Regions from separate parts of the Mus musculus genome. Here region 2 is linked to region 1. The links are chromatin loops, found by intact Hi-C in ENCODE. Cell type or tissue: left cerebral cortex. All regions are shown on one strand. Links, peaks and the distances in the headings refer to the core of each region. The heading gives the core; the rest is flanking DNA. Region 1 holds the start of Rps4x (ribosomal protein S4, X-linked). Region 2 overlaps Hdac8 (histone deacetylase 8).

What was found. A loop is a pair of places that touch in the nucleus more often than their neighbours do. Peaks named below come from ENCODE experiments on the same cell type or tissue, not always from the same donor. Only the 100,000 strongest peaks of a DNase experiment are listed, where the experiment ranks them.
Region 2: a loop joins it to region 1, with 3 times the contacts of the local background. A loop is called at or near these places in 3 of 42 quality-filtered maps.

Annotation. Positions count from the first base shown.
Region 1 is chrX:102,182,562-102,194,355 of GRCm38, reverse strand. It overlaps Rps4x (ribosomal protein S4, X-linked), which reads left to right and starts at 4,965. Exons shown (of 7, transcript NM_009094.2): 1 at 4,965-5,058; 2 at 5,985-6,062; 3 at 6,354-6,534; 4 at 6,904-7,001; 5 at 7,789-7,960; 6 at 8,696-8,853; 7 at 9,225-9,415. The coding sequence starts at 5,056. The coding sequence ends at 9,326. It also overlaps the pseudogene Gm9103. In left cerebral cortex, for the core only: a CTCF peak has its summit at 4,924 (motif pointing right); DNase peaks (open chromatin) are centred at 4,618 and 4,995; H3K4me3 peaks cover 1,673 bases; H3K27ac peaks cover 591 bases.
Region 2 is chrX:102,471,616-102,483,409 of GRCm38, reverse strand. The region is part of intron 4 of Hdac8 (histone deacetylase 8); the gene reads left to right. It overlaps Gm32262 (a long non-coding RNA gene), which reads right to left. Exons shown (of 14, transcript XR_003953070.1): 10 at 1,420-10,325. Among named protein-coding and RNA genes, the nearest start is that of Hdac8, 28 kb to the left of the region's middle. In left cerebral cortex, for the core only: CTCF peaks have their summits at 4,275 (motif pointing right) and 6,405 (motif pointing right); DNase peaks (open chromatin) are centred at 4,275, 6,426, 7,686 and 8,233.

The DNA of each region.
Region 1 (11,794 bases), core at 1,269-9,268:
AGAGCTAAGCAATTTTTTCTTTTGCTCCTTGGCAGATTATTAATGGGGAAAGGGAATACAGAGGCAGAGATTTGTAAAACGGAACCTCTTGAGTCAGGAGCTCAGGTGTGGGAGGAATAGTGTAGTAGAATGGCAAGATGAGAAGACTGTTGACAAAATTTATTCTCCCGGCAGTGGTGGTGCACGCCTTTAATCCCAGCACTTGGGAGGCAGAGGCAGGCAGATTTCTGAGTTTGAGGCCAGCCTACAACTGGAACAACAACTCTACAGAGTGAGTTCCAGGACAGCCAGGGCTACACAGAGAAACCCTGTCTCGAAAGACCAACCCCCCCCCAAAAAATTATTCACTCAGCAACTATTTACCAAGTACTGGATGAAGTGTCAAGTTCTCTGTTAGTGGTGATGGGCCAGCTGTCCCGAATGAGTTAGGACAGGTCTGTCCTGGGGATGTTCAGTTTAGTAAGACAGCAGATGAGTCAATCACTCCTTCCTGCCTGTTGAACTAAGTGCTGGAGCTGAGCTTTGGAGCAAGGAGAACAAGGTATTAACCACTGAATGAATAGAAAAGAAAAGAAAAGAAAAGAAAAGAAAAGAAAAGAAAAGAAAAGAAAAGAAAAGAAAAAAGGAAAGGAAAGGAAAGGAAAGGAAAGGAAAGGAAAGGAAAGAGGAAAGGAAAGAGGAAAGGAACATCACCACTCCTAGGTATGATGGAGGAGAAAAGTTTATTATAGATATGTGAGTGGGCATAGCCAGAGGCAGAAACATCTGGAGTAGGCATGCCCAGACTCCATGTGGGGAGATGGGGGAGGGGAAGGAAGAAGGGCGAGCAGGGAAACCAGGTGCAGCAGTCAGGAGGTCCAAAGGAGAGCATGTAACCAAAATGTCTGGATTATATAAGGAAGAGCAGCCCAGGCCCCTGAGCTGCAGAGCTTAGGGTAGTGGGTAGGGTGTGCCAGCCAGGAGGGCCCTATAACAAGTAGGGGTGGAGGGATGCTAGCTTCCCCTTTGAAATGTTAAACAGGCACCTTAGTTCCGTCTTGAAACTAAAGTAGGAGGAGGACCCAAAGGGCCTGGGCAGCTCCCAGAACCCCAGAAAGCAGGGCTGTAGGCATCTCTAAAGCTGAGGAGTGGGATTAGGTGGTACCATGAAGAGGACTGGACTGTTCAGAGCAGTTCCAAGCTGAGAAATCATGGGGTCCACAGACAGTCTTGAAAGAGCCAGCCTCTGCGGATGGCGGTGGTGACGCATGACTTTAATCCCGGCACTTGGGAGGCAGAGGAAGGTGGAGCTCAGGGAGTTCGAGGCCAGCCTGACCTACAGAGTGAGTTCCAGGACAGCCAGGGCTACACGGAGAAACCCTGCCTTCAAAAACCAAAGGAAAGAAAGAAAAAAGAAAGAGTCAACCTCAAAAGTGTGGATCTTTCAGGCTGAAATGGGACAACAGCATGCACCTTGCGCGCGCGCGCGCGCGCGCACATACACACACACACACACACACACACACACACATACACACACACACACATACACACACACACACACAGAGCTCCCAGGGTAATGGAACCTGGTGGAAAGGGGAGGGAGATTTAGGAGCCAGACGATGGAAAGGAGTGCTGTCCTCTAGGTACGACTTGGCCAGTGTCCTCTTGAATTCAGCAGCTGTAATTTTCTGCATAAGACCTGTGAAAGATCCAGTCATTAACATTCCAACATGGAATGGGGGAGGGGCTCATGAGGCCTCATCCTTCATTAGAGAATTAATGGCTTCGGAAGAGTCATTTTTCTTCAGGGATATAGTCACTGTTAAGTTACCCATGGTCCAGGAAACAAACCCACACCCACGCACATGCAAGTCAAATTTAAGTTCAAACAAACGAACTTAGTTGTTTGGGTTTTGTGGAGGGTTTTGTTTTGCTTTTGAGATGGAGGTTTCACTTTGTTGCCCTGTGTCACTACACTCAGTTACTTCAGTGAGTTATTTTAAGAAAGAAAGAGGAGCGTGGTGGAGCATGGTCTTGACTCTAGCACTCCAGAGGCAGATGCAAACAGATGCTGTGCATTCTGGTGAGTTCCAGGACAGTTGGGGCTATAGAGTGAGACTGCGTCTAAAAAACGATACAGAAACAAAAACAAAAAATACAAGTATGAAGAGGGCATATTGGGAAGAAGGGCCCCAGAGGGAGCATGAAGCAGGTGGCAAAGGGGGAATGGGCGTGTGTGAATACAACCAAAATACATTATACACTTGTGTGTGTGCATACACACACACACACAACTGTGGGAGAATCAAGATGATATTATTTCTTTTTAAGTATATAAAGGAGCTAGAGAGATGTCTCAGCTGTTAAGAGCACTTGTTCTTGGAGAGGACCTGAGTTGAACTCCCAGCATCTACCTGGCAGCTCACACTATGCATGACTCTAGTTCCAGGGGATCCAAGGTTCTCTTCTGACCTCTGGGAACAGCAGACATGCAAGTGGTGCACAGACTACATGACACCAAACAGTCATAAACAAGAATAAGATAAATAAGACTAGAAAATAAATTAATTGTATTAAAAGCTAATCACAAAGAAGTAAAGACTAGTGGCTAACAGCACCTGGGGAGGATGGAAAGGATGGTGAACAGATACACAGTAGGGTAGTGATGGTTGAAACGATTTGGTTGGATGCTTCAAAAGAAGTAGTAGAGAGGATACTGAATGCTTCCAACACAAAGAATTTATAAAGTTCTGAGGTGAAGATGTGGCAACTGCTCTGAGCTGATTATTATACATTATATACATGCATAAACATGCAATACTGTGCCCCATAAATCTGTACACTTGGTATATATCAATTAAAATAAAACTAGGGCCGGGCAGTGGTGGCACACGCCTTTAATCCCAGCACTTGGGAGGTAGAGGCAGGTGGATCTCTGAGTTCGAGGCCAGCCTGGTCTACAGAGTGAGTTCCAGGACAGCCAGGGCTACACAGAGAAACCCTGTCTCGAAAAACAAACAAACAAACAAACAAACAAATAAGGGGCAGGAGAGATGACTCAGTGGTTAAGAGCACTGACTGCTCTTCCAAAGGTCCTGAGTTCAAATCCCAGCAACCACATGGTGGCTCACAACCATCCATAATGAGATCTGATGCCCTCTCTTCTTGTGTGTCTGAAGACAGTGATAGTGTACTCACATATAATAATAAATAAATCTTTAAAAAAGAAGAGGAAGAAAAGAAATAAAACTATAGGCTGGCCATAGTGGCACATGCCTATCATCCCAGACCCTGGGACAGGAGACTGAGGTGCATATTTTACATATGAAAGCAGACCTGGCCTCCAGATTCTCCCCGCATCCCTCAATCCCTAGCTGGCAGACCCTGCCCCCAAGCCTGAACTTCCCAGCCCAGGAGGTGAGCTGCCTTTTCCCCAGAAGCTCCCTATATAATCCAGATATTTTCCTCTCTCTCTCTCCCCTCTCTCCTCTCTCTCTCCCCCTCCCTCCCTCTCTCTCCTCTCTTCCTCCTCTCCCCCTCTCTTTTCCCTTCCCTCTTCCCACTCTCCTGTCTCTTCCCCCTCCCCCTCTGTTTCCCCTGCCCTCTGTTTTCCCCTCCCCCTCTCTCTCCTCCCCTCTTTCTTCCCTCTCCCCTCTCTTCCCCCTCCCCCCATCTCTTCCTTCCCATTGTGACTCCCCTAGCCTCAGTCCTTGGGGCCAGTGAACTTGCCCGAGAGCACCTTTCCAATAAACCTGCATTTAATATAATCTAATTCTGCTTGATTTGTCTCATTTCACCTACAGTGGCGAAGTAACGTATCACCCAGCACTTGGGAAGATGAGGCAGATGACCTCTCTCAAGCTGCAGGTCAGCCTAGCCTGTCTAGAAGAGCCTGTCTCAAAAGTTAAAAATAAAGATATAGTCTGCTTGCTTGTACTATATAGACTGTGGGGGTGCATGCCTGTAACTCAACTCTCAGCAGAAAAATGATGAGTCTGAGACTACCCTGGCTTACATAATGAGGCTCTGTCTCAAGATGTATATTTCAGTTTGAGGCCAGCCTGGTATACAGAGTGAGTTCCAGGACAGCCAACGCTGCACAGAGAAATCCTGTCTCGAACCCCCCCCCCAAAATGTATATTTCATTTGCATATATATATATATATATATGAAAAAGTGACTCATTCCCTAGCAGCCACTAATGATAACAAATAAATGATAACAACTGCACACACACATATGAGAGAGAGGGGAGGGACAGGAGAAAGAGGAAAGGTGAGGCTGAAAAATACCCCTTTCATAATAGTTTGAAGGGACTGGATCTTTGGGTTTATGATGGGCAGACTTCATCGACCTGTGGGAGGCCACAGATAACTAAGAGAGCAGAAAATGGTGAATGAAGGGCAGCCAGTGCCACCACTCTAACACAGCAGCTTCAAAAGTAGAACAGCTAGGTCTACATACTGGCTAGGCAAAACCAGATACTCTCTAATGTTCCCTCTCTTCCACTTACAGTACAATAAATGTCAAATGTGTTCTACAGGAGTGGATGCGCAGGATGCCAGGTTCAAGCAGAGAGCCTACCATCTCACCCTGGATGGCTCAGTGCCTCAGCAATCTTTACAAAAGCAAAGAGAAACATGCCGTTGGCCAAACCTTTCGCTTAGCATGGGGCTGGCTGATTGGACTGGTAACTCTGGAAGATTAGAGAAACTTTGTATAAGAAAAGTATCGAGTATTAAAATGTATCTTTTTATCACTCAGCCATCTAACAGAACTCTCCTTGCGGGCAGTTATCTGGTGCGATTGGTCTGGGTATCCCCAGCACTCATCACTCGGCACAAAGAAGAGAAAGGACTGAGGAAAAACAGTTTTTGGGAGATTCTCTCAGCCTCAGTTTCCCAGCCTGGGACCTCTGACCTCCCACCAGCAGATGGCAAGAGAGAGTCCCCGCCCGCTGGGAAAGTCTGAGGCTGGGCGGAGCAACCCAGGCTCCAGCGCGCGCGCAGCCTCCGACCCTAATTTCTTCGTTCGCCGGAAGAAGGCGAGTCTCTTTCCGTTCCTAGCGCAGCCATGGTAAGGCAGGGGTACAGCGAGCTCTTGGGTTGCATCGGCTTCCATCCTCCCTGACCGATGCTGCCCGGGTTATCAGGGCTCCCGCGGTCGACTACAGGGTGGAGGCGAAAGCAGCTCTGCTGCAGGCTGGCAGAGATGGGCTTGGCGGCAAGGGAGAATACTGGTCTGAGCTAGGATGGGAAGTCTGCCGCAGAGGGCAAGCAAGGCCTTGGGCTTAATCACACATCCCCTTGCCCAGGGAGAAATGCTTTTCCACTTGGGGAAGAACTTCGAGGGCCCGGGAGTGCAGATTGAAGCTTTGGGCATGTGGGCGCAGGGTCTGCTTGAAGGATTAGCTCTTACTTGTGCATTTGTCTATCTTTTGGCACGGACTTACTTTATATGTTGTGTAGCTGGTAAGTGTACGAAGCATTACAAAAAGCTTCCTTCCGCTTTCGAATGTGAAACTTCGACTCTTTAGTATACAAAGGAGCAGTACACGTGGTAGTGCCAGTGCCGGAGTTAGAGTTTATCTTTGTACCAGAAACCTTCGATCCAGATGGCTGTGTTCTAATACTATACTTTTCGATTGACAATTGAGATACGGTCCTGGGCCATTTTCTGTCCCTATCTGCCTGTGCGTCTAGGGTTGAATCACTGGGTAATTCGCAAGTGTGCTATGAAAGGCTAATTTTTGTGAGCAGGCATAATGGAGACATCTGGCATAACTGTAAAAAATGGGAATCGCTAAGGTGCGAATACTGGGTTTGGCCTATTGATGCTTATCTGTCTTTTCTACGTTTTACTGGGACCCGGCGCTTTCAATATTGCCCACATTTTGTTAATTGGGAAAGTTCGAAAGTCAGTTCATTGAAGGATTTACGCCGTAGGCTTTGCTGGAAAGACCTGAAACAATGTAACAACGTTACTTTGAAAACTTCTTCCAGGCTCGTGGTCCCAAGAAACACCTGAAGCGTGTAGCTGCTCCAAAACATTGGATGCTGGATAAGTTGACTGGCGTGTTTGTAAGTATTGTGGTGTGAAAGGTAGACATACCTTTAACAAGCATATTTGTGGAGTTGAATGTAGAGAATCTTTGGCTGTCTTAAAGACCTGTGTCCTACCTCAATTTTGATACATCTGTTTCATCTACTCCATGTATTCCATAGTACACTGATGGTGGATACATAGACTCAGGTCTCAAAGTAGCAGGCCTCATTCTTTGGAGGAGAAAATGTTGAGGAATCTTCTAGCGACCCCCCCCCCATGTAAAATAACCCAAGTTTTGGTGTAGTAATTTTCCTAAAACTTTCCAGGCTCCTCGTCCATCCACTGGTCCTCACAAGCTGAGGGAATGCCTGCCTCTCATCATTTTCCTAAGGAACAGACTTAAGTATGCCCTGACTGGAGATGAAGTAAAAAAGATTTGCATGCAGCGATTCATTAAGATTGATGGGAAAGTCAGGACCGATATAACCTACCCTGCTGGGTTTATGGGTGAGTAATCAGGATCGGTAGTGGCCACAGGCCCTTAACTCCCAATAGTGGCAGGTGACTGGGAAAGTGCCAGGCTTTCCTGGTCTTCGTCTTCACCCCTACCCTGGCACGGTAATATGGAGAGGTTTGGCTACTGGGCTTTTATTCCTTTTTAAATTTTGAATTTCTTGCTACTCTCCCATACAGACCTACTGGATCAGAATCTCTGTTGGGCTGTTACTTAAATATTGTGGGGATAGCTTCTGAAACCCAAATTCCCATTTAAAGTTTATGTGGAGTCTTGATAAAATGGGCTCACACACACACATCCCCCAGCTCAGTTAGGAGTGTAGTGAGGGTTGCTGTGGTAACCTTATTCTTTGATATCAGATGTCATCAGCATTGACAAGACCGGAGAGAACTTCCGTCTGATCTATGACACCAAGGGTCGCTTTGCTGTTCATCGTATTACACCGGAGGAGGCCAAGGTTGGTGTGGCAAGCGGGCTGGGTAGTTTCCTCTAAAATTAGTTTCTAAGTTAGATCATGGAAGTGAGAGATGAGTCAACAGATTTCATTAGAATTGTGTGCCTAGAGATGAGATCGATGGGGACCTGTTGCATGGTTTAACTTACTGGGTACTCAACCCCGTTTCTCACGTGGCAAAGCACATGCTTGATCTCGGACCTACACCCCAGCCCCTCAGCCTCTGTAAGGTCTGTTGCTAGATATCTTGGGGTGGAGCTTTCTTGTGGCAATTAGAGCACTGACTTTTGGTGTCTTGTAGAAACACGACATCCTTTCTTGGGATTAATTTTGAAGTATTCCTTGGAACATAAAGGAGTTGGCAATCTATTTGGCATGTTGCCATGTCTCCATTTGTGGGTCTACCTTTGCTTTTTGGGTGGGTTAGAGGTACAAGAAACCGGTAATCTTTGGGGCGTTGGTTTAATTTACTATCTTTGCTTAGTTCAGTTTTAGGTGGCTTTTCACGTAGGTTTAGGGCTTGAATTAATGGCTATAAATGAAGGTTAATTCAATTGATGGTGTGGCTTCTGGTTTTCTTACATGCTGCCTTGTTGTCAGTAGGCTGAAGGGCATGTCCAGTGACCACTAGAAATTTGATTTGATAGACAAGTTGCTAATACCGTTGCTGTTTGGAGCAGAGTGCACAAAATGTGATTTTTTTTTTTAAGCTGGGGATTGGCCCCAGAAACAACTATAACAAGGTATATATGAGTTAGATTAAATGTATTTAACCCTTTTATACTTCTAGTACAAGTTGTGCAAAGTGAGAAAGATCTTTGTAGGCACAAAAGGAATCCCGCACCTGGTGACCCATGATGCTCGTACTATTCGGTACCCTGATCCCCTCATCAAGGTGAACGACACCATTCAGATTGATTTGGAGACAGGCAAAATAACTGACTTCATCAAGTTTGACACTGGTAAGCAGCAGCTGTCCCCTCGGTGGCTTGTAAGTTTGAGCTTCTGGGGTTTTTTCCCAAATGTAAGTTTAGTTGAGCTTTGTGAATCACTTGATGCTTGGTGCGGGGTCTTTTGAGGAATTTTATCACTTTCACTGGTCTAAATGCTTGGTGGCTGAAAAGAGGTACGAAAGCCACCTATTAGTGTAAAACTGTTATCAGCTGATCAAGTTAAAGGTGTGATGGGAGGTTGAAGGCCTGACTGAACAAGTCAGGTGGGACTCTGTCTTAGAATAAAAAGGAAGGCTGGAAGTTTAACTCTTAATAGCCTGCCTGCTGTGCTCAGTCCTGAGAGCCACCCATTCTTGGGCTAATGGTGATGTAACCACCTTTAAGGTGCCGACATGGTCCCTGGAATATGACAATGGTAACCAAAGTGTGTCTTGGAACTGGAGGTTATCCAGGCAAGAGGTACTCAGTCAGGACTTGAGAATTCCTCGCGTAGACAGACACCTTCGTTTATATTAGCTGCAGTTAGGGGTTGGAGCAGATCTCGAGGCTGCAGATCTATAGAAGTTAGACTGGTGGGAGGGCTAAATTGACTTGACTTTGGTTTGGGGCACCAGTTGCACTGCTGCTGGTGATGGAGCCTGGGGCTTTGTGCAAATTTAGCAAGCGCTCCCTTAATGTAAGCTTGTTACATTGGTGATTGTTGTGGTGTGCTGTGCTTGAAGCAGATTGTTTCTTCCCTCCTAGGGAACCTGTGTATGGTGACTGGAGGTGCTAACTTGGGAAGAATTGGTGTAATCACCAACAGAGAGAGACATCCCGGCTCTTTTGATGTGGTTCATGTGAAAGATGCCAATGGCAACAGCTTTGCCACTCGGCTGTCCAACATTTTTGTTATTGGCAAGGTAAGTCTGGATCTCCTCTCCCAGCAGTCTCTGGAAGCATGGAAAGACGACAGTGCTGAGCATCTTTGGAGTTAATAGAACCAATGAGCCATAGCAGTTTGATTCATGAGCAGTGCTAGTAATGGAATAAATCTTACTAGCTTGTGGGTATTTTTCTTAGAAATAAATGATCATGTGGTGTTAAGTATGAAGGGTACTGTTGTCCATATATAGAATAGCCACAGCAACCACAGCTGGTGATATATATACACTGTGGTATGAGTCTCAGGACCACCTGCCCAGCAGCCACCATGACTTTGGATCTAAGAAATAAAGTGACAATTGTGTCCTGTGCCATCCTGCTAATGGGGTTTTCTTCATTCTTTTTCTAGGGTAACAAACCATGGATCTCTCTTCCCAGAGGAAAAGGAATCCGCCTCACCATTGCTGAAGAGAGAGACAAGAGGCTTGCGGCCAAACAGAGCAGTGGGTGAAATGGTCTCTAGGAGACATGCTGGAAAAGTGTTTGTACAAGCCTTTCTAGGCAACATACATGCTAGATTAAACAGCATGGTGAAACTACTTTTGGTTTGCTGTTGCTTTTTTTTTTTTTTCTCAAACATAATTTGTTGATGTTTTTTGGACATAAATACTCGGGTTCATTTAGATCATGTAGTGCCTAGCAAGTCCTAGGTGTTTCTAATGAATTTGACTTCTATCACTGGGCTTATGCTCTTTGTAAGTGGACTGAGTGCTTAGTCCTGGCTGGTGTAGAACCTGGGAGTGAGTCTTCTGCATTTAGAATGCTATTATAGGTTGAGCTACCATACCTAGCCTCTTTTGCCTTTTAGCAAAAGACAGCCTTATTATTCCCAACTGGTTGTCACATACCCACCACCCCCTCCCAAACAAACCCATGTAGAGTGAATATACAAAGTCTTGAACGTATACCAAAAAAAAAGTGTCTCCCCCAACCCACCCCTAATGCACTGGTATGAAGCTGGGTGGCCTGTCTCAAGAAGTGGTAGGTTTTGTTCATCACTTGGCCTGCTCTGAAATTTTATCAGTCTCTCCCAAGAGTTATTGCCTTGATTTGTTTGTCTCTGGGGGCCTCCTTCTGGCTTGATTTGTAAAATCTTAAGCATGTGTCAGCAGTGAGGCTGACAAATATCCCTGAGATAAGATGGATTGAAATAAACAAGCTTATCCAGTATGGTTTATGTCCCAGCAGCAGGATGGGCTTTGTACCCCTGTTGGCAGTAAGATTTGAGGAACAGCTGGTATGTGTGTCAAAGCAGACCTTTATAAGTTAGAAAATGAGTGGGAAAAAAAGGCTAGCTATGTGCTGGTGATAATAGTAATGGAGCTATCGACTCCTGAGTTAGAGAGACACAAAGGAGCCTTAACTGCTTCCCTTCATCACTCCCAGCAGCCCTCCAGCTGCAGGTGATCTTGGGAAGCTCCGTAGTGAAGCTTCCATAAGGTCATCCATCCTTTATGATGCCCTGGGACATGATGATATGATGAGGTAATGCAGATGATAAGTTACCTCTCACCTGGGTATGCTTTTTAACACAACACAGTATGGTCCTCCAAGCTGCACTCTGGTGGAGGAATCTTTACATTGCTCTGTCTGGTTATTGACCTATCTGGGGTTAAAAGATGTTGACACCTCCCCATGAAAATTTCACTCAATACTTGCTGTTTCTCTAAATTTAAAAGACAGGGCCTAAATATGTGACCTAGGCCTGCCTCAACTTTTCAATTGCTGGGATTATAGGTGTTTTCTGAACAGATATTCTCAAAAAACAAGAGTGAACTCTACAGCAGAGATTTCCCTTTATTCTGCCTGCCTCTCTTTGTTCCAATACTATAAAACCAGGGCTGTTACCCAGTCCCATTGTAAATGATATTTGGGGAAACCTGAATCTCTATTCCTGGGCTATTATAATCTCTCATATTTGGATCCAGAAGAAAATCTCTTAACCTCTTTGAGGTTAGAATTGTGGTTTTACATCAACAGCACTTTACACTGGTATGGAGGAAGTTCTATTAGGAACATTCTCAAACATACCAAAAGGTCAGTGTCAAGTACAAATCACCTAGAGAAACAAGCTCCATTTCTGCTTGTTAGGATTCTGCTGTCCTTGCTTTGTTTGGTAAGCTACCACACAGATGTTCTTGTTTTCAGAAGTTGACCCAGATAGCTGGGACTACAAGGGTGAACCACTACACCTGGCTGCCTTAAGTTTCTTAGGGAAAAAGATACTTTATACTTAGGGAAAGTGGCCTTAGTTAATGTGTGCCTATGGTTTAGAGAGGGAGCAGGACATTCATGACTTAAGCTACACGGCAGGGCAGGGATGGCTTTCTCTGGGCAGGGGAATGGTGCTAGTTAATGTGATCAAGCCAACATGAGTCAGGCTGTTACCAATCCCCAGGTGGAAAATTAGAATTATTAGAATAAGCTATAGTAGGTTTCCAAACAAAATGGTTTGTATGCACTGTCTAAAAAGAAATGAGAAGGGGGACTAATGTGGTGGCACCCACTGGAATTTAAAAACAAGTACAAATCAAAGTTGGATTTTAATAAGCCTAACTTAAACTGGGAGTGGTGACCCACACCTGTAATCCCAGCCCTTGGGAAGTAGAGACAGGTTTAGGAGTTCAAGGGCATCTTCAGCTACATAGTTTGCAGCCCTTCTGAGTTTTAAGCAACCCTGCCTCAAAAACTCCAATAGGTACCATTAACCTACCAAACTTCAGCAACAGAACACTATAGAGCACTGGCTACTCCCCCTGGAGATCATATGGCAGAATGAGAATTGGGGCTTGCTGCCACTACCCAGAATCACAAGACAGTATGCTACTAAATATGAGTCCAGTATGCATGAGGTCCTGGGTTCAATCCCCAGTACTACTCAAAAGAAAGATTAAAACACTATACTCGGCCGGGCGTGGT
Region 2 (11,794 bases), core at 2,250-10,249, 290 kb before region 1:
CTCAACAAAGGTTTATTGCCCCAAGTGATAACTAGAGTTCTTAGTGATCAAGACTACTTGGAAGCTAGATAGATAGGTGCTTCCTTTAAAGGGAAAGAGACAGCTTGGTAAGAGCTTAGACCATTCCATCCTGGAGCAGCAAGAGCAGACATGGAGACTATAGAATATCAGGGGCAATTGAAATGGTTCCAGCCCAATATTGTAACCATTTACCTTCAGCAACAGCATAGACAGCAGGCAGATGTAGCACACAATGTTTCACGTCTAACGTGAATGATACAGCCCAAAGGTTTATGTTCCTAGATGCATCATTCCATTAGACCTGGGGCTTGCCTATGCCCAATGGTTCCTCTTAAACAGGCCCACACAGCCAATCACACTTTGCATATGATCTGATGGACTATCAGCAAGCCATCTGCTCATTATTCCTAAAGTGAAGATTCCTAAATCAGACATTTTAGGGCTGTGGCATAAACATACTCATTTGGAACCAGTTTCTCTCATTTCTTTTGAAGCTCAACACTGTTTGAAAACTCTGGGCCCTGAGGGTCTTTTATGTGTGCCTTGCATCTGGGCCTAACCTCTTCTGTGTCTCTATGATTCTTCCAGTTGAGACCAAGCAGACCAAGACCTCCAGGCCTTTGGGATGCTGTCAGAATCAACTTCATTGAAGCTTTTCTCTCCATCTCCAACTCCCTTAAACTGCTGGTGACCCCCCCCCTTACTGTTTGCATGTCCATCCTAGGTGCTGTTGCCTCCTTCACCTCAGGCCCTCCCCACAGCTGTGAGCTGGCAGGTACACCTAACATGACAGACTCCAGAAGCCATCCCACAACTCACCCCAGCATTCTTCTCTAGTGTATGGCTTCCATGCCTGCTGCAAGTATCAACAACCCAGGGGAAGTTCCTAGACTGTGTGTGTGTGTGTGTGTGTGTGTGTGTGTGTGTGTGTGTGTGTGTGTGTGTAACTGTCAAGGGCACGTTCACTTGGTCTTCACCAACATGAGGCTTAAAAATAAGGACTCTGCAGCTACTGGGCCACCTCCTGTATTGACCTTGAACAGTTTAGACTTTCTTTCCCCAGTTTCCCCACATATAAATGGTGATGATAATAGTGCCTATCTCACAAAGCAGCTGTGTCAGAAGGGATAATATCCATAGCATATAAAGAATAGCAGCAGCCAGTACATATGAAACACCAAACAATGTATGCTGCTAAGTTGTGTGTGAGTTCTGCTAACTGGGTTTTTCAGCTGTGTGTTGCCAGCCTGATTGCCTTTCAGCAGAGACCCATTCCTCCAGGCCCAAAGTTGCAGGTCTTTTTTCAGAAATACTTGAAATGACATTCAGCCATCTACCTACTGCCCTCCTACGTCAGAACAAGCCGTGCCCTTCTTCCTCTGGGATCACCCCTCTTACCTCTCACTCATCCATGGTGTAGTTCATTGGACTCTGTAGTAAGCGCCAGCAACTAAAATCTGAAAGAGAGAGCAGTTATTTTATTTATCATACTCATTTATTTATTTTGATAGAATAATGAGAGATTGGTTGTGCCATTGAAGAGAGCCAGATTTCTAACAGGTTCACAACTGGTCTACTACCTGATTCACTGGCAGAGTTGTTGACCAAGAAATAGTTTGGTGGAGTGTTGGGGACACTGTTCCAGTAATACTATTATACATATGCTTACCCCATGCAACATTAGCACTCTCTCAAGTGTGGGAGTGGTATTCACTTTAAGACCCAAATACCAAGACTTAGTCCCTGTCTCTTCCTCTGCTCCCACCTCCTGACCCTGGAGCTGCTGGACTACAATGTCCATTCCCACTGATGAAGGCAGAAAGGTCATACCGTTTTGCTCAGTGGCCAGAGAAGGGGTCATGAAAGCATGAACAAAGATAGCAACAGCAGATGTGAAAGGATAGTGCTAGAGAGCAGTCTTGCAGGCATTGCCAGTAGAACTTAGTGAACCAGCCAGGCGTGTTGGAACATGCCTAACATCACAGTACCTGGGGATAGAGGCAGGAATATTGCTGTAAATGTGACACCAGCCTGGGGTATGTAGTAAGAGCCTGTCTCAATGAATAAATAAATGACCCTGGGTCATTGACTTGACTGCTGAGAGTAAAAACAAAGGGGAACTTCAAAAATACCCAGTTCCTTGTCTAAGTAGGAAGAAATGTTGTTTTCAGCTGAGGCTGGAAACAGCAATCAAAAAGTACATCAAGGCTAAGGTGATGGCTTAGTGAATAAAGCAGTTGCTGCCAAGCCATGAGGACAAAGGTTCAGATCCTCAGAATCCATGTGAATGCTAAGTAGGTGTGGTGGCCTGCCTGTAATTCTGGTGCTCAGAAAGTAGAGCTCAAATCCCCAGAGCAGGGTGGGTATCCTGTATCCAGTGTGCTCTGGGTTCAGTAAGAAACCCTGCCTCAGTGAATAATGTGGAGAACAATGAGGAGGCTATCAGATGTCAACCTTGCGCCTCCGTGCACATCACCCACACACATGCTCACACATAAAAATATACAGGTACAGGTACTGTAATGATTAACACTTTAACATTAAATCAACTTGACAGGAACTAGAATTGTCTGGGAGATGTGCCTCTGGCGTGCCTGTGTAGGGGCGGGGAGCGGGCGGTTATATCTTGATTACATTAATAGATGTAGGAAAACCCATCTTAATTGTGAACAGAACTATCCTCAGAGGCTCTTGGACTAGATGACTAGAGAAGAGGAAGGAAGGCAGCATGCATTCATTCCTATTCTGGCTGGATGTAATGTGACTGCTGCTCCAAGCTCCTGATGCTTTGGCTTTCTTTCCCACCATGCTGAACTGTAATCTGGAATTCTAAGCTAAAATAAAGCCCCTTTCCATTACAGTTGCTTTTGTCAGAGTATTTTATGACAGCATCAGGAAAAGAACCTAAGATTGGTACCAGGACATGGACCCCGTTGCTGGGGTAAATCTGACTGCTTGATTCTTGGGCCTTTGGAATTGTTTTGTGGCTGGAATATTGGCAAGTTTGGTGCTTTGGTCTTAGAAAAGCCACTGAATGATGGACGTAGAGTTGAATGAGCTGATCTGGTAGGAAAATGGGAGACAAGAATGCTAAGAGAAATCTGGACTATGAGGATTCCTGACTCAGATTCATGACAGAATGGTCAACGTGACTTGATTGTTGGTTGTCAGGTTGATATCCTAAACTCAGTATATATCAAAAAAATAATCCATCCTTGAGACCTATGAAGCCAAACATGTTTGGGTCATTCTTGACTCCTCCTGCTCATGAGTCACATTCGATCGCTTAGATACTTAAAAAAAAGGGGGGGGGCAGTAATTCTGTCTTCAGATGTCTACAGTCGGTCTTTATTCTTCCTCCCCGTGGAAGCTACTAACATTTCTCTTACTGTATTACAGCAGCTGCCCAGACAGTGTTCTTGCTTCTAGCCTTGTCCCTTTGATCTGTTTTGTGCAGAACAGGCACAGTGACCCTGTCACAACATAAATTAGATCCTGTCACTCCTTGGCTTGTCATGCTGCATTGGCTGGCTGCCTCCCCATTTCACATAGAGTAAAACAAAACAGTCCATGCTCTGGTCTGCTCGTCCCTACCAAATACTCCTGTATCCCGTCCCTTGGTGAACTATTACTCTCTTCCTTCACTGACTCCTTGTGTTCACCCCTAGGCCTTTGCCCTTGCCATTCCTATTTCTTCCTTGCCCCCCCCCCAAAAGCCACCTCAGTCCCTTTGGGTCCTTGCATACCACATTCTCAGTGGGGCCTCCCTGTTTATACCTGTCGCTTCACTGCCTAGAATCATACCTAGCATATAGCAAATATTCAATAAAAATGTTTATAAGGACAAATGAGTGTGAATGTTGAAGAGATGGCAGAAAAGTAAAAGTAAGAAATACTGATTTTAGTCCTTGGGGTATGTTCTTATGTCATTACCGATCAAATTATTGATTGTCAATGTTTAGAAAATAGAAAATAAATTAAACTGCAAAGATTAGCTACTACCTTATCAAGGTATGCTCCGATATGTGTTGGCTGAATCAATGATAATCTCTTAACAGACTGAATGAAATTATCAGAACATAGAGATAGTGGGGAGGGGAGGAAAGAGAGAGGCTGGGGTGGGGAGAGGAGGAGAGAGGGAAAAGAGATTAGTGTCATCCCAAACTTAGATAAGCCTTTGTAGTGTAGTTGAGCTTATCAACCATTAACTGACTGAGCTGTTACATAAGCATTGCATTTTAACCAAGAGACCACTAGAGGGAGCGCAAGGTTAAGCAAGAATGTTCTCTAAATGAAATTCTCTTACCTTCATTCGCTTTTCTAGTTATTGGTCCAATTGTCATCTAAACTCTTCCATCAGTTCAGAGCGTTCTCCTGAACTGACTTCTTTCGTGTGTCTTTAATAAATATTTGTGATTTGAATGGAAGGATGGATGTTTAGAATCAACATATTGTCACCTTGACATCTGTTTTACTAGGTAACTGTGGCCCGCTGATTTCCCTTGAGAAATCACCCTTCAGAGTTTATAAACTACTAATAAATATTATATTCATGGTACTTTGTTCTTAAAGAATCATTAGGCAAGAAGAGCAAGAGTCATGGAGTCTGTTGCTTTACTCTTGTAAAGGCTAGTGTCAGACCACAGGATAAGTTGGGTGGCTGCTTGGGCTGCCTGTGTTCTTCTCCGCCTCCGCCTCCTCCCACACTCCACTTCCTGGGCCAGTGACAGCTGATAAAGGTCCTATTTCCTGAGCTTGTTTGATACCATGGAAATCATTAGCTCTACTTCTGCACACAGAGATTGCATTACTGTCTGCAATGTGCTTTAGGGCTCTCAAGTTGTTTGGGATGAGCAAAGTTTAGCAGACAGCTTTATTGTCTTCGTAATCATTGACCCTGCTGACATTCGCTGAAGGGATCTTAGGTCTGGATTCGGAACTATCTGTGCTGGCTTCCTGAGGAATGTGGACTCCTTGACCTGTTGTCATGTCATGGTTAAAGTCTTTTACTGCCCTTAATCTAGGCCTCTGAGTTGGACCCTCAGTTTAGGGATTTTTTTCATTAATAGAATAATTTCAAATAACCTAGAAATAGGATTTTCTAATAAACTTTACTTACTAGAAAAAATGTGAAGGTATTTAAACATGGGCACCTCGTAGAGCGTTCCTATACCCCGCACAGTTTTCTCTGCATTCAGTATCTCACACGAGCATGGTACACTTGTGACCGTTAAGGAATCAATGCTGGCGCACAGTTGTTACCTGCACTCCACAGTCTATTCAGACAGCAGCTAAGTTTTCCTTTGGGTTCCTTTTCTTTCAGTACTAGGATCCCAACCAGGCCGCCATACATTTACTCATGATGTCTGCCCAGGTTCCTCTTGGCTTTTGAAGCTTCTAAAACTTTCCTTGTTTTTCATGATTTTCAGTTTTCAAGAGTACTGCTCATATTATTCAATATAGTATTATTTTAGGTTATTTTATCTATTTTCTAATCTGTTTCGTGGTATCTTTTCAAAGGAGCCGGATGACAGCCAAGTCTTCTTTTTTTGGTTCTTAGCACCTCTTTGGCTTTAGTTTAATTTTTCCTCTGGCATCTATTTTAACATTAATTCCAAATAGTTCCTGGAGCTGCTCCTTGCTAAAGGAGGGGGGACTAGCCTTCCATTCGTGATCTCTTGGAGAAAGCCTTTCTGTTCTCCACAGTCAGCCAGCTCATGCTGTCATCGCCTTGTCTCAGGAAAGTCAAGTGGGGATTGTAGATCCAGATTCAAAGTCCGTATCTGTACCTGACTGATTTCTTTTCTCCTTTTTCTAATGTCTGAAATAGTAAGAATTCTCATTCTCAATTTCTGTTTAACTGGAAGAAGAGCCCAGAACTCTGGTGCAAGGAGCAGATGGTGGCACCCAGAGAAGCACTGGCCCCGGCTTTCCAGCATGTACTTGTTCTGCAGCCTGGCTTTCCAGATTTCCATATTTTGGTCATTATCACCAAGTAAAAGTCACCCCCCCCCCGCCGCCATGTCCTCAAATTTTAATCTAATTATGCACACAATTCTTACACAGTTGATACTACTGACTTACTTGGGATGCCAGCAAGCTACATTTACTTCCTAGCTGTCCTTTGTTACAATTCCACAAACCTTTATTTTCTGTGCCTTTTAAGAATTAAGGGATATGGCTCTTTAAATTGTTCTAGAAACTAGGGAAAAATCTAAGTAAGGCATAAATTGAGATCAGTTTAAAACTGGTCTTGTCTGATATACCTTAATGGCATGACAATAATAAAAATATGAATTTATTTTACAAAATTCAGGTTTTTAATTTTTATGTGTATTCATCTTTTGCCTGCATGTATCTAGGCAACATGTACATGCAGTACCTGCAGAGACCAGAAGAGGGCGGGAGATCATCTCCTACCCGCTTCCAGGACTAGAGGTACAGACTATTGTGAGCCACTCAAAATTGAACCTGAGTCTTCTGGAAAAGCAGTCAGTGCTCTTAAACTCTGAGCCATCTCTCCAGCTCCCCACAAAGCCAAATTTTATCTTCTGGTAATATAGGATGTATTGTAGACAGGTTAGAGCGTATACTACATGAAGGAATGCTGTGGGGCAGCACATGGCTCTCTCCAGCATCCTTTTTGTAAGAGATGATGACGGTTTCATGTAAGCCAGTGGTTCTCACTAATGTTATGGCTGGGGTCACCACAACATGAGGAACTGTATTAAAGGGTTGTAGCATTAGGAAGGTTGAAGCTGCACTGATCTAAGCAGTATCATGGAGGTTGCTAAATTCTTATTATTAATATCCTGACCAGGACTCCCCTGCAGTAAATTTTCTACAAGATATATTTATATTCATAAAGAAGGTAACATCATTTAACTTCAAAGATTTCTGTTTGCCCTCAAAAGCAAAGAAATTTTACGATAAGCATTATCAAAATTTAGTAAAAACATTCTAAGAAATGCATGTTAATTACATGAATTATGACATAAATTGTTGAGATTCAACTCCCAAGAAATAAAATTATTGAGAGCAATGGTATAAATTATGAACAATTCTGAGTGCCCAGGGAAATAAAGGATCTTTGCCTCTTACTGGGCACAACTTGGAATAGGCTCAATATTGAAGGCGGCTCACTGAGACTGAACGATTTATCTGAGTTATGCCCTCGATCGCATTTTTGTTTCTGATTTAAAATCAGTTTTCTTCTAGGCATTATCTATAGCTAGTTAACTCAGGCAGTTACAATACATTCCAAGTAGGGCCCAAAGCGTGATTTTTTGACCTTGTATAAACCCATTAGTTTTCATATGCTCAAATGGTACTACTGGCCACACCATTTTTCTTTTTTTGAGCTAGCCATCTCTTCAAAACTATATCCTCTGTCTCAGAGAAGACCAAACTGGTGGCTGGAGATCGATACATGTAAGTCTCTCCTAAAGCAGTGTGTCGAGGGAGCAGCTGGAAACCCCTTTTCTCCCAGTGCTGCACCAGTCATGTCCTTTCCGCTGCTTTGCCTCACTGTGTTGTACGAGTACCCGGAAATACAGAGCTATGTCTGTTCCCTCCCCTGTTTTATATTCTATTAGCTCAGGGAAGATTTTCATTCCATTGAGCACCAGACTGTGGGGTATATTTTTGGAAGCAAGTGTAGGTGTACCAGAGCCAAAAAAGGTTGGGAACAACTGTAGACAAACTGATCTCACTGTTCCTAGAGCTGCCAATTCTAGGCATGGAGCCCTTAAAGTGGACTATAAATGTCGAGTGGGTGGTTAAAAGAAAATCCATTATGTGGGCCTAATTTCTGATTTCCCATAATCAGGTGCCTGTGTTTTGTGTACATGCATATTTTGTGTGGAGAGAAGCAGGTGTGCATAGAACTGATTTATTTAGCTATATTAAATCAGAATTTGAGTCTCATTGAAAGAAAAATATGAAGTGTATAATTAGAATAGGTAATACTTTTTACTTTTATAAATGCATTTTAGATATATTGTGCTAACATTCCTATTGAAGGCAGTAGGTTAGACTAGCAATTTTGCGGTAGAAAAGAAACTAAAGCAAAGAGACTTGGGTTCTTGGTTCCTATCCCAGTTTCTATCTTACGTTTATAGAACATATACATCTCTAAAGCTTGTTGGACAGAAATGTGAAATAAAGTAAAAGAAGGAGTTCTGGTTTTTCCTTCGCCTTTGGGAGAGGAAACAATCAGTTGTAAATACTAAAGGTTGATCTGTAAAAGCCATCGAGTCTGAGTCAGTTCTCACAAGTGCTGTGCATTTGACAGCCACGTGAATGGGGCTGCAGGAGTCGTGAAGAGGTATAGGAAAGAGCCCAGAGAAAAATAGCATAGGAACGTTTGGACATTAGACACGGAAATGGTGGGATGAATATGTGTGTGTGTGTGTGTGTGTGTGTGTGTGTTTGTGTGTGTGTGTGTGTGTATGTGTGTGTGTATGTATGTGTGTATTGTGTGTTTATGTGTGTGTGTGTGTCTGTGTATATGTGTGTGTGTATCTGTATTTGTGTATGTGTGTGTGTGCATGTGTATGTGTGTGTGATATGTTAACCAGCCCTACCTTACAGTAATGGATTCACTTATTCTTCCTTTTCTAGATCCTTGGAGGGCGGAGGGGGACGGTGTGGTGAGGGTGAGACAGGCTCTCACTATGTAGTCCTGGCTGTCCTGGAACTTGCTGTGTAGACCAGGCTGGCCTCAAACTCAGAAATCCACCTGTCTCTGCCTCCCAAGTGCTGGGATTAAAGGGGTGACAGCACACAAAAGACCTGCGCAGTTTAAACTGGATAAAGTGCCAGCACTGTAAAGGGCAAGTGAGCACAGTGTCCCACCACTCGCCAAGAAGCTATATGCAATTGATGTCTTCTGGGAGCTGTAAACCAGTTTTCTCCAATGGAGTGTCATTAGGCATATCAACCACACTCCAGAACAGACCCAGGAATAGTTGGCCAACCCAAAATGGACTCTGTGTGTGTGTGTGTGTGTGTGTGTGTGTGTGTGTGTGTGTGCGCGCGCACATGCATATGTTCTGGTATATTTTTGTCTTACTGAGTTGGTTATTTTGATTTTCAGGTTTTTGTTTTGTTTGTTTTATGGCTGTTACATGCCTTACCTTGCGGAAAATATTTATTACGCACGAAGCAGTAATCAGTATCTGTGTATAAAACAAAATCAGTAAGAGGGCAAGGCTTATCTGGCATAGATGGCATAGGTGCTTTAAGAGAGAAGGCTAATATACTCATTCAGCAGGTAAGAGCATGAAGCTGTATGGGTAGGAGATGGGGAGGATCTGGGAGGAGTTGGGGGAGGAAAAGAATATTGTATGAAAATTAATAAGAAAATTATCAATACATACAACACTGAATCTCCTTCTCTAAATCCTTATACCCAGAAAACTAGGAAATGCAAGTGTGTTTCAATGGTGAGTTTGTCTTACAAATCAAATACAGGTGTATTTCAAAATTTTAAAAAGACTGGAAATTAGAAAAAAACTGGCATGCTACTTGCCAAGTGATAAATATAAAATTATGGCCAAAAGCATTCATTTTATAGAGGGACCCTTTGAGTACCTCAAATTAACATTCCCAATAATTTAAGATTTGATTGATGTCATCAGTTGTCACATGATTCTTCAAGAACACATCTATCACAAAGCATACCTTGGTATTGCTACTTGTAAAATGCAGATGTTTTATACTAACTCGTCTATACATCCACACAAACTAAAGGGGATTTCAGTGAATTTTGTTTTCTGTGTTTTGTGTGGTACCATATGAGCTTTGTAGTTTTGCATGTAGGATAAAGCATTAAAAACAGGACTTAGAGTGCTGTCTAGGGAGGAGAGCAAGGTACTATATATTAGAATTAGATGGGCAAAGGATTTTTTAAGAGAAAATAACTGAAAATTGGCCATTGCTAATTTCTGAGAAAGCCGTCTTACTTCCCTCTCCAGTGCAGCTCACCCCTGACCAATCAGTTGAGTTCTCCCCCTGCTGCTGATCTCCTTGTAACCATCTCTGCTCTCAAACAGAAATTACCCATAATGGCACAAATGGCATCATTTAATGAAGCAACAATAGATGTACCAATACCATATTCCCAGAACAGCTTAAGAGGTTTGATCAGCTGCTACTGGAAGTAAATGGAAAAAAAAATGTACCTTGTTTGAAAATATGAGTGCACCTTATTAAGGACAGCCTTGGGCAGTAACAGCTACATGCTTGGGTGCGGGAGCTCTTCAATGCCACGGTTGCAGCTAGGAAAGTGGCTTGATCCAGACCTGACAGCAACCATGGAAATTTACAGAAGGTTCAACAACCACAGTTCCATAGAAAAAGGGAGACAAGTATAAAAAGGCCTTGCCAAGCTTCTTGAGAGTTGCAGTTAAACACCCGAAATGTATGAAGTGAATACAGTTCTAAAGGGCATCTTCCACATCAGAAAAGCATCGGCTATTTTCTTTATCTTCTCATAATCAACCAAGTTCTGGAAGCACCATCCCTAACTACAAAAACAGGCCTTATGAAAATGTGCATTCAAGAATTAAAACTTCCCCCTTACTTTTACTTACACTATAGTTTCAACATTTATACATTACATATTATGTCCTTCCCCCCTTTTCAATTCCCATATATTTTATTCTGTTTGTATGATTATAAATAGGATTTTCTGATTTAGCTCTTGCTACTATAGATACTAATTTGAGTTTTCAGTTTCTAATGTTTTACATTTCCTTTATTTTATTTGTGGATAGAGGACAACCTGAGGGAGTCCGGCTTCTCTCTTTAACTAGTGGGATCCGAGGATTGACCTCAGACACTAGGCCTGGCAGCACCAGCACATGTCTGTGGCTGCCGAACCACCTTGCTAGCCCTGCTTTTCTTTTGCTTGCCTCATTATCCTGGCTAGGTCCACCAGGGCATTCCTGAGTAGAAGTGGCATGTGTTTGTGCATCTTTGGTCTGTTCCTATTTTATGAAGAAACTCTACAGTCTCCTGTCATGTAAGTGCAATGCTAGCTGTGAGTTTTGTAGGTTCCCTCTATCTGGCTAAGGATGTATCCTACTTCTAATGAGTATTTGTATCTTGAGAAGGTACTGGATTTTGTCAAATGCCTTTTCTGGATGGAGTGAAATGATCACTTGGTTTTAATCCTTGGTGCTACTGAAATGGTATATTGTGTTGATTTATAGATGTTAAACTAAACACTTTCCTGAGATAAGTCCCACTTGGTTATGGTATATAATCATCTATTCTTGTTGAATTGTGTCTGCTGTTATAGAGAAGTTCTATGTTTATACGGGATGTCAGTCTGTGGTTTTCTTGTGGATGTCTTTATGTCATCAGGATAATAATACTGACCTCAGAAGATGAGCTGGGGTGTGTTTCCTTTGTTTCCTTTCCCTTCTGGAAAACATTCAAGGTACCTGCTGTTATCTTTTCCTTCACTGTTTGATCGAATTCATCAGTGAATCCTTGTTTTCCTCCCCCAAAATTGGCATGATCTTAAAATCCATGTGAGAATTCAGGGGATGCAGAATACCCACAACAGTCCTGGGAATGAAGTTGAGGAGGGACTACACGCCACAGTAGTAAGAGCAGCCTGCTGCTGGCACACGAGTGGAGTAGAACTGAGAGTTAAGGAAACCTAAGCTGGGGGTGTGGGTACACTCCAAGAATCCCGGTGCTCGGGAGGCTGAGGCAGGAAGGTAGAGAACACTAAGAAGAAGCGAGTCAGAAAGACCCCCAA